2 separate regions of the Homo sapiens genome follow, and region 1 is linked to region 2. A link is an interaction called in ENCODE POLR2A ChIA-PET data of the cell type or tissue named here. Cell type or tissue: IMR-90. All regions are shown on one strand.

What was found. ChIA-PET counts read pairs that join two places held together with the same protein. Peaks named below come from ENCODE experiments on the same cell type or tissue, not always from the same donor. Only the 100,000 strongest peaks of a DNase experiment are listed, where the experiment ranks them.
Region 1: POLR2A ChIA-PET joins it to region 2 with 5 read pairs; 2 of 35 experiments call an interaction of 5 or more read pairs at or near these places.

What each region holds. Positions count from the first base shown.
Region 1 is chr15:49,345,035-49,349,034 of GRCh38, forward strand. All of the region lies in intron 13 of FAM227B (family with sequence similarity 227 member B), which reads right to left. It also overlaps a transcript of GALK2 not described here. Among named protein-coding and RNA genes, the nearest start is that of FGF7, 76 kb to the right of the region's middle. In IMR-90, no CTCF peak of the experiment used is centred here; no DNase peak of the experiment used is centred here.
Region 2 is chr15:49,240,577-49,244,576 of GRCh38, forward strand. All of the region lies in intron 5 of GALK2 (galactokinase 2), which reads left to right. Among named protein-coding and RNA genes, the nearest start is that of GALK2, 72 kb to the left of the region's middle. RefSeq lists a silencer at 2,316-2,610 and an enhancer at 2,316-2,610. In IMR-90, no CTCF peak of the experiment used is centred here; a DNase peak (open chromatin) is centred at 2,475; H3K27ac peaks cover 994 bases.

The DNA of each region.
Region 1 (4,000 bases), 100 kb after region 2:
ATTTCTTCCTCAGAGTGCCTGTTAGAACTTCAAAGATTTTATTCTTCTACAAAGTTATTGTGCTCTCTTGAGTATCATTTCCATGATTATTTGTGAGGGAGGTGATGTATTTGTCACTTTGAACAAATTTTGGATTTTCTTTGACTTGTACATTTATTATATACTATTGGTATTGAAATCAAGAATTATGTTTTATTTCTTATAAATTATTAATTTTGAACATATGACTTTATTGAAATGAACTGGGTAGACATACGTTCCTCATAAAGTCATTCTAATTGTAAAATTTGGTCATGGTTGTACATTTGTGCTGTATAATGAAGTGCTGGGCTGCATGATGTTGGTGTTGACTGAAATCTTAGCATTTTCTTGTACAACTCAGTGGTGATGGTTTTCAGTAGATTTCTGTTGAAGTGTGTTAATGAATATCTTAACTTTTATTCTTTTTAGACACTTATAACTATAAATTTTTTCCGAATTAGATAAAACAGAATACTTAGACCATATACATTATGAACAATGGTTATATTCTACTCCTTGGGGATGAATGTGGCAACATGTTTTTCAATTCCACCATCTGAATTGGCCTCATACTTTATATTCCCATGCACTGCTATATGGTAAGCCACTGAATGGAAGATTCACTTGGGGACAAATAAAATAGTCCTTTTCTGGGACTTCACAACAGTGGTTGGGATGTAACAAACTAAGACCTTCTCAACTCAGGACTCTGGGGTCTTTCATCTCCCTTTATAATCACAGAATATTAGAGAAACAAAGGGTTTTGGAAATTGTAGGATCCAATTTAATTAGATTAGAAATGAAGAAACTGAAGCTTCTAGAAGTGAAGTACCTTGCCTTTGAGAGATTGAGTGTGTGTGAGAGACTCAGGAAAAGAATGGCCCAGGGGCAAATTTCGTACTTATCTGCCAAAAGTATTGTCCTAGAATTGAAACCAAGAGGTTAATTTGATCAGGTCTGCCTGCCCTGCTTGCTTTTGGTCACTTGCTTTTGTTATTTTTTTTTTTTTTCCTTTTTCCATGAAGCTGAAAGCCATGCTGCTGAACACGAAACTTAACCTTTACTGGCTGCTTGATAGATACCATCCATAGTTCACCAAAACAACACTTCCGTTGTTTTTCAGAAACTTGGGCCAGCTCCTGTCCAATTCAAACTGGTTGAGACCACCAGCCCTTGAGCTGGGCCTGCGCAAGTGCGCAACAAATGGCCTTTTGACCATGGAGGGCCAAAAACTCTACCCTCAGGTTGTGCTAACACGATTTTCTATACATATGTCCTACAAAATGCTATGAAGCCTGACTATGCTTGCACAGAATGAACCTGTTACTTCATTTTCCCCATTGCCAATCACCTTTCCCCACACCTAAGGCCACCCCCATTTCCCTAACCCAAAAATATCCCTAAGCCTTATTTTAGGGGAAGTAGATGTGAGAGCTGTTCTCCTGCCTCCTTGCTTGGCAGCTTTGCCAATAAATCTTTTCTCTTTTGCAAAACCTGTGTCACAGTGATTGATTCACTGTGCATGGGCAGAACAGACCTGGACCTCGGTGATAACAGAATGAAGCTTCAGGAGGCTTTGCTGTCTATCTTGTATCCCTTAGAGATAGTCTTTGGATTATCCTCAGAGTTGTTTCTGAGCATCTCAGGCTTAAGGCGAAAGTGCCCATTATACACATAATGCTAATTGTATAACAAGTAAAAGGAAGCTAGGCAGCAAGCTGTGGCCAGAATCTCCTACTTTATACACTAGAATGCACTTAGTTCTTAATCCTAAAAACTACATTCTTGAAATAAGCTTATTAGCATGTGGCCTAAACTGATCTTAGAGCAGTTATATTCTGTTTAATGTTTACCTTTGCCTATAAGTAAAATATTTTAATGTTAGATTTGTAGTTTACCCAACATCCATGTATCAAAAACATTTTTTAAAAGGTTATAAGCACATGTGACTTACTCTATAGGAAATAACATCATTGTTGGAATCTTACCCAGATTCTAAATGGCCTAGAATTATATGTAAAATAGGATTGCAGTTCTAGTAAGTTTCACTATTTAATACATCATTATCAGCAGTTTTGTAGTATACTCAGGAAATTGAGGGAAGGGCTATTGAAAACATTAACACTTATTCAAGTAAAATAATTCAACAAAATTGCCAGGACTTGTATTAGGCATGGAGACACAAAAATAAGTAGAGACATGGTGTTTTGCCCTTAAGAAATTAGTAAGAATAAGAAGTGACAACATTTTTGAAGTAGGAGACAGAAGAACTATAAAATTTAGGAATAAAGACTGTAACAGCTTAGTGATCTATGCTTTTAGTGCAGGGTTGTTTAAAAGTAGATGAAGGTGCTTCTCCTTTCTACTATAGCATTCTATGTATAGGACAGATTATTGATGACCCTATTTCCCTGTCTTTGCTATTAGATTGCTTAGCACCCTCATACTAGTATCAGTGCTGGTATGTAACAGGTATTTGGTAAAACAAACAGTAAATGTTTACTGTTCTTTGCATACTGAACGAGTATTCTTATTGGTATCTAGGTGCAGTTGAGTTATAGATTTCATCCTGAGAAGCTTAGTTATTATCATAAAGTTAATTAGTTTTTGCTACTTTGTTAAAGAAGTCAGAGAAGTATTGATAACCTTCAATGAAAACTTCCATTAAAATGGATAACATTGGCCAGGCATGGTGGCTCACGCCAGTAATCTCAACACTTTGGGAGGCTAAGGTGGGTGGATCACCTGAGGTCAGGAGTTCAAGACCAGCCTGGCCAACATGGTGAAACCCCGTCTCTACTAAAAATATACAAATTAGCTGGGCGTGGTGGCAGATGCCTGTAGTCCCAGCTACTCGGGAGGCTGAGGCAGGAGAATTGTTTGATCTTGGGAGGTGGAGGCTGCAGTGAGCTGAGATTGCACCATTGCACTCCAGCCTGGGTGACAAGAGCAAAACTCTGTCTCAAAAAAAAAAAAAAAAAAAAAAAGGCTAACATAAAAAGTGTTAGTGCTTCAAATGATCAGCTTTAGTTATCTGGAAAATTTAATTATGGGCCACAGATCACTCCCTGATAAGGCTGGATAAACAAGTTGTTGATTTACAGAAATTCCAGCATTTTTATAATTTATGTCCTTTAACAGAGACAGCTCCAAGGGTTGCTTTGAAGGACTTTGGCTATTCCCATTATTTTCAATCACCCCTCTACCCTCCACAAAGCTATTCCAAATAAATATACAAACTTCGGGTTTGCTTTGCAAATACATGTTCAAGACAAGTTCCCTAGCTCTCTGCTTGAAACTTAATTGAATATCTAAGTCCTTCATATAAAGATAGAACTTCTGGAACTCCCACTTTGAAATTTGATATATCACTAAAAAAACAGAAAACAGACACATGTGAGGCAACCACCAAAAGGAGCCAATTTCGTTTTTCCTTCAATAAACAGGACTTTAGCTCTAAACTAGAATATAGGTTTCTACTTTCTGAAATTTTGGAGCACCTCACAGAATCACTCGGAGCCAGAGGCTGGAAGTGATTTTTGTGGGGCAAATGCATGGTAATAGAGTAGGTTTTGTTTACTTTCTCCTTTGTCTGCCCACCTCCTAAGAGAGAAGTAGGTTGGGTGAACACAAAATTATTATCTGATCAATATTTACTTGAGGTATTGCTTTTGAGTCCTAAATTCCAAGCATTCAAAAGGTTTGGCTTTTCCACCTGATTTTATTGACCAACAATATTTATAGCAAGAAGGCTTTTACCCCAGCCTTTGATATTCACTTAAACTATTTGAAAATGAAGTTTTCTTCTCTTATTTGATACAAATGTGGCTTTACCACATTTCTCCTAAATTGAACAAACCAACCTATTACTAACTCTCCAGAATGAGAATTCATATTTCCCCCCTTATTCTTCCGTTGAGTCATGTTTATAATCTAAAGCCCAAATTGTGCTTTAAAAAATGATGTAACTCACTCCCTG
Region 2 (4,000 bases):
GACAACAAAGATTAAAGGAGTTGTAGATATTGATGGCATGATAACACTGATGACATCAGATAAGCATGTATTGGGTGGAGAGAACATCATGTGGAAATGTCCAGAGTAAAAGCAATCATGGCTTGTTGGAGTAACAAAAAAAATGTCTCAATATGGTTGAAGCATACAGCAATTTGGATAACAGAGCAGGAGATCAGTTGCTGGGCCTTGTAAACTTTGTTAAGGAATTTAGGTATCATCTTCATAGCAGTGGGAAACCATTGCAGGGTTTTAGGAAGAGGTAAGGTGATCATATCTGTATTTTAGAAAGATCTCCCTGGCTATATTACAAAGTCTGCATTTCAGGGTTTTAGCAGTAGGGAGGTGATTTGGTTTAGAGTAGTGGCAATGAGAATGGTTAGAATTAGATAGATTCAAGATCTCAGAATCAGTAGGACTTGGTCATTGATTGGGCATGGGAATGGGGAACAGCAAAGACTCAAAGATTATATCGGTGTCTGGCTGGTATGATTCATTGGAATAAGAGATATGGGGGAAAAATAGGTTTGAGTGGAAGCTGAAATGTTGAGTGTGAGGAATCTGTGGGCATACTGATGGAGTTATTTAGTATTTAGTTATGAAAAAAATATGAAGGTCAGGAGGAGATCTGGACTTGAGATGGTACATTTGAGAATCATTAGTTTATCATTGTTTTTGAAGCCATAGGAGTGGATCAAGATACCTGGTGTTGGAATATAGGTGGAAAGATAAGGAAAACTAGGACAGAGCCCCAAGAAACATGAACATTTGAGGAATGGGCATAGGAAGGGATGTCCACTGAAGGGATTGAGGAGTAGTCCAGTAAGTATGAGAAAAACCAGAAAGGTGAGGCAACAGCAAAGACAAGGAAGATAATGTTTCATGAAAGGAGTGGTAGTGTTGTCATATGCTTCTGAGAGGTTACCACAAGTTCTGAGAAGTATCCATTGAATATCACAACAAAGAAGTTGTACAAAACTTTGACAAGAGCAGTTTTAGATGGAAATGGGTTGAAGGGTCTATAAGGGGTAAGAAAGTGGTAAAGTTCAGTGGATACAAAAAGTCTGGTGATGCATAGAAAAAGATAATTTGGTATTTGGAGGAGGGTGTGAAGTCAAGGAATTCATTTCACTTTTAATGGGAGGATTGGTGAAACTTAGTTTTTCTATTTTTCTGGTGTTTTGATAATATACCTATCTAAGAAATAGGAAGGAAAGAAGATAAAGAGAAACACTTGAACCCTTAGAATTAATTCTGATTGTCTGTTTTCAAAGTCGGAAATAGCAAATACATTTTTTTATCGGAACTATCTTACTGCAGTGCCTAAGCAAAAAGGGAACAATATGTATATCCTGGCTTTCTCAGCTAGTCTAAGTTGTACTAACAATATTTACATTTTCTAAGGACTGAGCATAATTATTTGGAGAGTTTTTTTTTTTCTGGAGTGAGACAGAATCTTGAATGAAAGGAAGTCTGTAATTTGTTCAGTCTTTAATTTAAATGCCATGTGATTTTACTCTTGTAAAAATCACAGAATATAAGAATTCAAGGGACTTTAGAGATGAGCTAGTTCAAAATGCTCCTTTTACTGATGTATTAGTGTTACCATAGGAAACAAATGACATGTTAGGTATAACTGAAGAGAGTTTAATAAAGAGACTTTTACAGAGATGTGGGTAAGGTCAAGGGAACTAACTAGGAAGGGTTCTCTTGTGAAGCTGGAAGCCATTGTACTTTAGGAGCTGTGGATATAGAGTAATGTTGCCAGAAATGCAGCAAGGCAGAGAAAGAATGACACAGGTGAAAATGGCAATGAGTGGGAATAGTTGAGGGGAATTTACCATAGAGGTCAGCCTTTTGGGGTAGGGGAAGTGTGAGAATAGAGGAACAGAGGGACAACCGAAAATAACTAGCCTGTTTGATAAGGACACTAAGTCCCACAACAGATTGGTGACTAAAGCCTTTCCTATTATTTCATATCCAGTAAACCCCATTCAGTTGCAGACAACAATTACTGCAGATGGGATATAATAAGTAGATGTGGAACTTGTTAATTCATTAATATACTAAATGTTGCATATCTGAAACCAGAAAACAATATGGCTAATCACCCAGAGAATCTGGAAGCCAGAAATTATGAATCAGAATGTTACTGGTACAAGAGAGTATGATGTGGCAAAAGATCTATGAAAAAGGAAAATCTAGAGACTTCTGATTTCAGCATGTCAGAATAAGACTTACCTACTCTTTTTCTGTGTCCCTAAATTAATCTTCTTTTCTCAAAAATCATTTCCAAACAACAGGGAAAATAAGAAAAGGAAGCACAAGCTTTATCTTTGGTAAGCCAAGGAGACATAAATAACCATAAACCACAAAATACAAAGATGGAAAGTGGATAGAGGAATGTTACATGACTTAGGCGAATGGAGAAAGGTCAGAGCCAAGTGCCTGCGGAGGGAGTTGCAGATGGAAAGGCAGCTGACTCATCCCACAGCTCTCTGGCAAGGCTTAGGAAGAAAGCAGGGTAATATGGTGGGTGGGGATTTATCTGAAAGCCTTTGTGAGGACTATTTAGACCCTAAAAGGCCTCTCTTCACCTGGACCATTTCCCCCTATCTTTGCAGGAGTCTCTGGAGAAACAACCAGAGATCATTTGTACTTGGGGACACTGAGCACTGAGAAAGGCAGGACGAGAAAGACTTGAAAACTGGGAGATTAGAGGACATTCTGCATCTGAAAAATGAAATTCTTAGCTCCATTCTTCTGGTCATTACTGGCACACTGGCAACCTCACCACCCTACACTCCAGCAGGAATGTTGGAGGATCCTTCTCAAAGGAAACTTAACCATCCCAGAGATGGTTCATACAGATACTGACATTTGGTGACCCCCTTCTCCAGCTCCTCTATGACCTTGTTAGAAGCCCATTTACAAAGCTTCTAATAAGCTTTTTAGTGACTCACTCTTAAATATGATAGGGCATCAAAGTATAGTAAGATTTTGGAAGAAAACCTACAAAATGAACCAAACAAACAAAAAAAACAGAGAAAACAGGAAACTAGAGGAAACAGAGACAATGCTGAGAGCAGAAGAATCAAAGACATGATGTCCTCAGAGAGATAAAAGAAAATGTTAAGTCCTTGAAAAATAATAGTGTTACTTTTTTAAAAAAGGAACCAACGGTAAGATAGAGCTTTTGCATATTAAAAATATGACAAGACAAAATTTAGCAAAAAGATTGGAAACAGCTGGGCATGGTGGCTCATGCCTGCAATCTCAGCAGTTTGGGAGGCTAAGGCAGGAGGATCGCTTGAGGCCAGGAGTTCAAGACCAGCCTGGGCAACACAGTGAGACCTTGTCTCAAAAAAAGAGAACAGACTGGAAGAACTCTCTGATATAGTAGGGAATAAAAGAGCTGGACAATAAGAGAGAAAAACAGGAAAATTTATGGATCAATTCCAGAAATCCATCCAACTAGTAAGGAAAAACAGAAAAAACAGTTATTAGAAATTATTATTATTATTAAAAATAGAGTTGGGGCCTCTCTATGTTGCCCAGGCTGGTCTCAAACTCCTGACCTCAAGTGATCCTCCCTCATCAGCCTCTCAAAGCTCTGGGATTATAGGTGTGAGCCACTGTGTCTGTCCAGAAGATTTTTTTTTTAAAATAATATTTCTCCAAAGTGAAAATGTGAATTTGGATTGGAAGGGCTCACTGGGTGTTTGGTATAATAAATGTAAAAGGCCAAACCAAAGAATATCATCTGGAAATTTTGAAACTTGAGTGTTATAGAAAAGACACTAAAAGCTAGTTGACAGAGCAAGAGAAAAGAACGGAAAGAAATCATAATCAAAGGATCAGAAATGTAAATTAATTTCTCAAAAACAGTATTGGAAGATAAAGGCAGTTGATAAATGTCTCTAAAATATTAATAAATTTTAGTTTAGGCTATCTGTTTAAATGAATTAATCAAATGTGAGGG